Regions from separate parts of the Homo sapiens genome. Here region 2 is linked to region 1. The links are chromatin loops, found by intact Hi-C in ENCODE. Cell type or tissue: B cell. All regions are shown on one strand. Each heading gives the region's core, and the rest is flanking DNA. Links, peaks and the distances in the headings are about the cores only.

Region 1 (4,394 bases), core at 194-4,193:
TGAGACAGGTCTTAAAGAAAGAGTATGATTTTGGGTGGAAATAATGGGACAAGGTGTGACCAGTATATACTGTTGTGATCAGGAGCTACACAGACTGGTAAAGCTATTTTTTTTCAACCTAATATGTCCTCCATGCTTGTCCATTCGTTTTCATTTCTTTATTCATTTATTTCATAAATGTGTTCTGAGCACTCTTTTGCTATATTTCATCCATGTGCTAGAACGGAAGACTACAAAGATACTGAAGCTGTATACCTCCTTGGTGTTGCTTTCAGACAGTGGGGAGCAGGTTAAGATACTTTCAACAGAACCCTTCTATAGTAATTCCTACAATAGAGGCTTGAAAAAAAATGCTGGAATTAAGGCATGAACACAGCACAAGGGGAACACAGTTGAGGAATGGCCACCTTTGCTGTGTGAAAATGGGAAAGGCTCTTCCCAAAGCTAAGTCTATAAGGGAGACCTCTAATTTAGCCTTTTTTAAAAAAGGGATTCAAACATACTCCCAGCAGAGGAAATAGCACATTTCTGCTCAAAGGTTTGGAGAAGTGAAAGTGTTTGGAGGTGGCTTAAGGTGTTTAAGAGACATTTCTGGGATAACAGTGCTTGACTTTGATTAATTAGGTGCTAGAATCAGGGAGAGTGGAGGTTTATAGGAGTCTTGAAGATATTGAGATTGGGAAGCTGATAAGTCCATTAAATGAGACGTTTTCAAGCAAAAAGTCTTACATTTTAGTGAAATGCAAAGTTGGAATCCTCTCTGATGGTTTTAGTGATCTGAGTTGCAACCCTTTTAATAAGCCATTTTATGACTCTCTTGTGCTTCTGACATAATAACCATTATTATATTAATTCTAGTATTACATAAATAGCTCTTTCTCTGGTGGTGAAATGAGTTATTTTCTACAACTCAGTAACACTCCCTATCCGTTTTCAGCCCTCTCCAGCCCCTCAATTCGGGTACTTCTTCTCTCAGTTCTATTCCTCCCCTCTCCTAATAACATTGATTTTTCTTCCTTAAAGGCTTTAATCTGATTTTTCCAAATGTTATATGCATACCATTTATTTTGTTCATCCATCCATCCATCCATCCACTCATTCATTCATTTGCTCTCCCAAAGATATTAATGAAAGATCTGCTAAGCCTTGGGGACATACAGAACAATAAGACAAGTTCAGTCACACTCCAGGGCCTCCAGGGTTCATGGGAGAAAAGTATGGAAATGTTGACACCCACCTTTAAGTTGTGTAGGGAAGAGGCGATGATGGGACAGAATGAAATCCCTGATTCTACCAGGGTAAGGTCCGGGGAGTGGTGATCAGGCAGGGGTTCACAGATAAGGTGATGCTTCAGCCAGATCTCTGAGAGGCGTGGGCTTTCACAAGGCAGAGTCTGTGGGAAAAGCATTCTGGGAAGAGGTAGCAGCGGCAGCAAAGTCACAGAAACCCAAATGCTTGAGTTGCTGGGGAAATCCAGGGCAGTTCCTCGTGGGTTTTTCCCTAGCATGCGTTCTATCATCTCTGCTTGCCTCCCTAGCTTCATCTCATTTCCCTCTCCCCTCACTATAAACAACCTCTCCATGCCCCGGCTGAAAACACTGACAGCTGTGGAAGCCTTCACACCATAACCAACACATATTGATATTGTGGGCACACCTGGGAATCGACTAAGCACTATGAAGTTGAGGAGCCAGAGGAAAGGATCACCGCTCAGTGGTTCCCAGTATCTGAACACAGGGTGGCAGTGTCCACCCACCAAGGGGAAAGGCTAATTCACAAGCCTGGTTCCCGGCATTCTCCTGGGAGATCAGGCTCGAATTATCCTGCACGAGGCTGTCTTGCAGTAGCTCAGAATTTTAATGAGGGAGTGGGAAAGCAGATGAGCTTCAAGTGTGACAAATAAAAAAATCTAGTTTTGTTTGGGGAGGAGAAAGAGTGAGTCTGTTTATCTGCACTGGGACCTTGAATCACCAGCCTCTCTCTGTCTGTCTGTCTGTCTCTCTCTTTCTCTCTCATTCTCTCTTGCACACACACACACACACACACACAGAGAGAGAGAGAGAGAGAGAGAGAGAGAGAGAGAGTTTAGATTCTATTTTTCTAGGTTCTATCTTGCCTGTCAAACTTCAGAGATATGTTTTTTAAATTTTATTTTTTAAAGTCTTATTATATTATTATCCTACAAAAATGAATCATCACTAGCAAAGGGTGGACAAGAACTTAGCTAATTCCTGCTAATGCCTTGCTTTCCAGGAACTTTTCCCTTCCATCCATGCTAACTTTTAGGTGCTGTCTTTTCCACTGTGTCCTTTGGTTCTTCTTTAAGACAGCCATTTTTCCAGAAAAATCAGCAGGTCTCTGGCTCTTGGGTTCAACCAGATTTGAGGGATTGATGTAAACACTGTAGAACTTCGTGGGGTTTCTAGGTATCAGTTGCCATCTCTGAAAATGAAGACCTTGGGGAAGTCAAGGTGAATGAGAAAGAGGAAGAATGGCACTATGCTTTATTGAGCAGCTACTGTCAATCTGCACTGTACTAGACAGTAAACTTCAGGTTATTTAGTTCTCAGACACCTTTCCAAAGGCAGAAATATTGTAAGCCCAAGGAAATTATGTGTCATCCTTTATTGGCCTGGCATAAAACATAATTTCATGTCTTCTTGAAATAAAATGAATGAAATGAATGGCTTCAAGTTCCCTTTGATTAAGATGGCCAAGCTGGCCTATGGTTTCATGCCTGAGAGAGGAAGGACAGTTCTCGTGTAAAAAGATAAGGTGGCCGTAGTCTGTCCACCCCGGGAAGCACTGAGGTCAAGGAGACCTGCCACTCTTGCTGAATGTGGCACAGACTCTGCTCACAGTACAGAAACGGTGGATCATATTCACCTGTTAGGGGCCAGTTTCTAAAGTTGGGAGTGGGGAGAGTATCTCTTTCTCTGTTCTAGTGTCCCAGTGCTTCATGTCAAAGCAGACCTAAGCTCTTAATATAATAACAATTGTTACGTTTCTCAGCACAGCAGCCAGAATGATTCTTTTTTTTTTTTTATCATGCCGTGATGTGATCTCAGCTCACTGCAACCTCCGCCTCCCTGGTTCAAGTGATCCTCCTGCCTCAGCCTCCCGAGTAGCTGCGACTACAGGCGTGTGCCACCACGCCCAGCTAATTTTTGTATTTTTAGTAGAGACGGGGTTTCACCGTGTTAGCCAGGATGGTCTCGATCTCCTGACCTCGTGATCTACCCACCTCGGCCTCCCAAAGTGCTGGGATTATAGGCATGAGCCACCAAGCCCAGCCCAGAATGATTCTTTAAATGTAACTTGGATCAGGCTACTTGCTTGCTCAAAACGCTTCAGCGGATCTCCATTTCGTTCATGGTAAAAGCTTAAGTTCTGATGATGACCTACAAGACCCAACAGGATCTGGCCCTTATCACTTCTCTGACCCTCAGCCCCCTCCACTCTCTTTCTTTACTCAGGCCACACTGGGCTTTTCTTGTTTCCCAAATTCCCTCCTGTCCCTCTGCTTTTTCTGGAGTACCTCTCCCAGATGATGACCAGACCGTCTCCCATACCTTTCCAAATTCTGGCTTGAATGTCCTTTTCTCAGTGAAAATAATTGTGACCACCCTATTCAAAATTACAAGCTGTCTGCCCAATCCATTTCAGTTACCCCTTACCTGTTCTATGTTTTCTTTTCTCCTCCCTTCCTTCCTTCCTTCTTTCCTTCCTTCCTTCCTTCTTTTTCTTCCTTCTCTCCTTCTTTCCTTTCTTTCTTCCTTCCTTCCTCTCTCTCTCTTTCTCTCTCTTTCTTTCTCTCTCTCTTTCTCTCTTTCTTTCTTTTTGAGATGGAGTTTCGCTCTTGTTGCCCAGACTGGAGTGCAATGGCACAGTCTCAGCTCACTGTAACCTCTGCCTCCCAAGTTCAAGTGATTCTCCTGCCTCAGCCTCCCAAGTAGCTGGGATTACAGGCATGCACTGCTATGCCAGGTTAATTTTGTATTTTTAGCAGAGATGGGATTTCACCATGTTGGTCAGGCTGGTCACGAACTCCTGACCTCAAGTGATCCCCCAGCCTCGGCCTCCCAAAGTGCTGGAATTATAGGCATGAGTCACTGCACCCGGCCCTATTCTATTTTTCTTTCATTTCATAGCAACCATGACCTTTTAAAAAACATTGAGATAATTCTTATACCAGAAAAATCACCTCTTTGATGTATACCATTCAGTGATTTTTTAGGATATTCACAAAGCTGTGATGATCATCACCACTGTCTAATTCCAGAATATTTTCATCATCCCCCAAAGAATCCCTGAACCCACTAGCACTCCCTCTCCAATGCTTCCTTTGCTCAGCTCCTGAAAACCATTGATTTACTTTCTGTCTTTATGGATCT
Region 2 (4,394 bases), core at 155-4,154, 180 kb after region 1:
AAGAAATTTCTCCCCTTTTGCTTGTCATGGTGCCCAAAGTATCATCAATAGAGTCACCTCAGTGAATCTTAAAGACTGAGCAAAAAGATTGCTTTCAGGCCTTATACCTTATACCATTGGAAGAATCATTTTAATAGCGTGATTGTATTGAGGTGCTGGTACTCTGGGCTGGGCATCTGGCCTGTCCTCCTCTTCAGACACCCTCTCTTATTCTTAAATACCCCATCTCCTATGTCCTGAGGCTTCTCTGAATTAGAGGCTCCAATGACAAGGTCCTGCCAAGAGATCTGATCTTAGGGGTGAGGTATTGAGAAGAAGAAGAAGTGAGGAAGATGGGTTTTGAAAGAGGTACAGGATCCAGAAATAAACCTCACCACTTTCTCCATTTTCCTAGGATTGGGTCTATGTGAACAAACACGTTTCCATGGTTAACTATTCAACTGAATACTTCTCCTCTGGAGGAATTAAATCTGAAGGTGTTTGGTTAAATGCTTTGGGGCCTCTATGTGACTGTGGGGCCTCTGTGTTCAGAGTCTCTAAGCATTAATGACTCTCAGGGATGGTTGAAGTCAGGAATAACAATTCTGCATCCTGATGATATTGTAAAGATACCACTACTAAAAACGATGTTTCATTACTATTATTTGTATAATCATTCATTATTTCAAAAGCACGTCTGTGCATTCTTTCATTTGATCTTCCCAGTAGCTTCATGTGGATTGCTAAGAATAAGCAATGGGGCTGGGCGTGGTGGCTCATGCCTACAATCCAAGCACTTGAACTCAGGAGTTGAAGACCAGCCTGAGAAACATGGTGAAACCCCTCCTCTACAAAAAATACAAACATTAGCTGGGGGTGGTGGCACGTGCCTGTAGTCCCAGCTACTTGTGGGGCTGAGGCGGGAGGATGCAGTGAGCCAAGATCGCGCCACTGCACTCCAGCCTAGACCCAGTCTCAAAAACAAAAGCAAAACCAAAAACAAACAACAACAAGAAAATCAACTGTAATAAATAAATAACAGCAGGAGCTAGTACATGTAGTGCCTGACATGTCAGGCCTTGCACTGTGTCACATCAGTTATCTCATTCAGTGTTCATATCAATTTGTAAAGTAGCCGTTATTTTTTATTCCTGTTTTACAGATGAGGAAACTGAGGCACGGAGGTTGAATAAGCCACCCCAACTCTCATAGATATTACATGAGTAAGTGGCAGAGCTGGGATTGGAACCAGAGTCTGTCTGCCTTTGAAACCTGTGCTCCCAGTTACAGGTTTCATGGCCTCTCTAGGTATCCAGGCAGTGAAGGAAAAGGGGAATAAGATGCAGTATTCCGGGCAGAGGGAAAAGTATATACAAAGGATATGGACTTTTGGAAGAGCATGACTCATTAGAAGAGTTTCATCCTGCATGGCCAAAGTAGCAAGGAAAACCTTGAAGAAGATGGCAATGATTAAGGTATTTCTGGGTTACAGTGTGTCCTTTATCCTAGGGATATGTGGAAAGTCACGAGGGGGCTTCCTCTGGTTAGGGTTGTAGTTTGGAAAGCTCTCTCTGCTCTGTGGAAAGTTGACTGAATGACTGAGCTTAGAGGGAGGGAGCTGATTAGGAGCCTGTTGTAATAGGCAAGGGGAGAGAGCTTTAGCAGCACGTGAACCAAGTCTATGGTAGGAATGATGGAGAGGAGGGGATGATGCTGAAGATGTTAGTGGAGACAGAGTTGACAGGACTTGGAGATTGAGTGGCTGAAACTCACCAGGGTTAAGGAGGAGCAAAGTGTGAGACTTAGGTTCAGGTCTCAGTGAGTGGATGGGTCACAGGGTTCCGGAAGTGGGGAACCCAGGTGCATAAACTCATCTGAGGGTGAGCAAGGAAAGAAGTTTGGGGTGTCAATGAGTCACCCAAGCAGACATGTCCACTCTCCTGTCCAGGCTGATCAGTGGCTCATCTCTTCTCAAAGTAGCTGTTGCCGCTGTGGGGCAGCTCTCATTCCTCCTGCTTTGATGCAAAACGTATCCTTATGATTTTCACCTTACTTCTGGTTCTGGCTTCACCATCAAGTATGGAAAGTCTTTCATCCTTTATTTAACCTTTCCCAGTGAAGTTTTTCTTCATGCCACAGCCTCCAAGAAGTAAGCTTGCAAACTTGCCTTATAAAGTCTCTTTTTCTGTCTGGTCTGGTCACTCCTGCCCTCTAGTGGTTAGTGCTAGGGCAGCATGGGGCTGGGTACCCACGGGGCCTACTGGGTTCTATCCCAGCCCGTCTTCCCTGCCTTCCTGTCTTTTCCTAGGCTTTCACCAGAATCCCTCTCATCCGCACCTTGTCTTGCCATCAGATTAAGTTTGGCATTGGAGCGATATCCTGTGTCCTGTCCTAATGATTCAAGAGGAAAAGACCTTGAAAATTACATAATCCAGCTCCCCACTTTCACATCTGTGGACCAAAATGACTACAACGGCCTTCTAACCTGTCTGGCTCCTTTCATAGACACATCCTCTAGGTCTATTTCTACACAGTGGCCAGGTAGACCAGATATCCCTCTTGTCTCTAACCCTCCAATGGCTTACTTTCACAATTGGCTTCAAATCAAAATTGATTTCAACATGGCCCTTCATGATCTGACCCCTCTCTGCTTTTCTAAACATTCTCTTACAAGAATCTTGTTCTAACTTCCTGATGGAGCTGGCCATCCCTCTGTTCTTCAAATGTGCCTTGCTTTTTCCTACCTTAGTGCCTTTGCTTATACACTTCTCTCTCCCCATCCTTTATGTTTCAGCCTAAAGATCACTCCTGAAAGAAGTGAAATTGTCTCTGTTTGCTGATGACATGATCTTAAATATAGAAAATCCTAAAGATTCTACAAAAAAAAAAAAACCTGTTAGAACCGATAAACAAATTCAGTGAAGTTGCAGGGTACGAAATCAACACGCAAAAATCAGTAGCATTTTTTTATACTAACAACAAACTAACTGCTAAGGAACTTAAGAAATCAATTTCATTCACAATAGCACCAAAAAATGAAATGCTTAGGAGTAAATTTAACCAAGGAGGTGAAAGACCTTCTTACTGGAAACTATAAAACATTGGTGAAAGAAATTGTAAGTGACACAAATAAATGGAAAGGTATCCCGTGTTCACGGATTGGAAGAATGATATGTCCGTACTAACCAAAATGATCTGCAGATTCAATGCAATCCCTATCAACATTCCAATGTTATTTTTCATGGAAATAAAAAAATCCTAAAATTTGTATAGAACCACAAAAGAATCTGAATAGTCAAAGCAATTTTGAGACAAAAGAAGAAAGCTAGAGGCACTTGAAATCTATTACAAAGCTATAGTAATCAAAACATGGTACTGACAAATACACAATGACCGATAGAACAGCAAAGAGATCCCAGAAATAAACCCACACACTTACAATCAATTGAAATTTGACAAAGGTGACAAGAACACACAATGGAGACAAGACAGTCTCTTCATAAGTGATGTTGGGAAAATTGGATATCCGTAGGCAGAGGAGTGAAGTTGGACCCTTATCTCACATCATACAAAAAAACACCTCAAAATAGATTAAAGACTTAAATATAAGACCTGAAACTATAAAACTACTAAAAGAAAACAAAGGGGGAAAATTCCATGACATTGGTCTGGGCAATTATTTCTTGGACATTGTCCAAGTGTCTCCAAAAGCACAGGCAGCAAAAGCAAAAATAAACAAATGGAATTGCATCAAACTAAAAAGCTTCTGCAGAGCAAAGAAGCAATGAATAAAGATGCAACCCAGAGATTGGGAGAAAATATTTGCAAACCATACATCTGATAAGGGGCTAATATCCAAAATATATAAGGAATTCAAACAACTCTATAACAAGAAAATAAATAATCCAATCAAAAAATGGGCAAGTAAACCAAATAGACATTTCTCAAAAGAAGACATACAAGTGGCTAACAGATATATGAAAAAAATGCTCATTATTACTAATCATCAGGGAAATGCAAATTAAAACCATAATGAGATCTCACCTCACACCTGTTAGAATGGCTATTATCAGAAAGATGTCAGATACAAGTGTTGGAGCGAGTGTAAAGAAAAGGGAAAACTTGTGCACCATGAGTGGGAATGTAAATTTTTTGTCTTTATGATAAAATAATAGAATGACATTATTTATTTCCTTTTATCAAAGAAGCTAATTGATACACAACAGGTGACTTGGTTTCAGGCCCAAAGGTAGCAGCAGCAACATTAATAATGGAAATAATTGAATAGTTATGTATGTAATGCCTGTCACCAGAAGGCTATTTCAAGTTCAGCAGGAATGACTCCATACATATTATTATTTCTATAACTACATTTAAGTCATTACCAGGAACTGCTTTGTTTTGTAGTGAACCTT

The links. Hi-C counts contacts between places; a loop is a spot of excess contacts. Peaks named below come from ENCODE experiments on the same cell type or tissue, not always from the same donor. Only the 100,000 strongest peaks of a DNase experiment are listed, where the experiment ranks them.
Region 2: it touches region 1 in a loop (12-fold over the local background); 59 of 110 quality-filtered maps call a loop at or near these places.

The regions. Positions count from the first base shown.
Region 1 is chr22:33,200,757-33,205,150 of GRCh38, reverse strand. It overlaps a transcript of LARGE1 not described here. Among named protein-coding and RNA genes, the nearest start is that of LARGE1-AS2, 39 kb to the right of the region's middle. In B cell, for the core only: a CTCF peak has its summit at 1,719 (motif pointing right); DNase peaks (open chromatin) are centred at 550, 1,620 and 2,510; H3K4me3 peaks cover 488 bases; H3K27ac peaks cover 848 bases.
Region 2 is chr22:33,016,238-33,020,631 of GRCh38, reverse strand. The region is part of intron 1 of SYN3 (synapsin III); the gene reads left to right. Among named protein-coding and RNA genes, the nearest start is that of SYN3, 40 kb to the left of the region's middle. In B cell, for the core only: CTCF peaks have their summits at 2,001 and 2,208 (motif pointing left); a DNase peak (open chromatin) is centred at 2,191.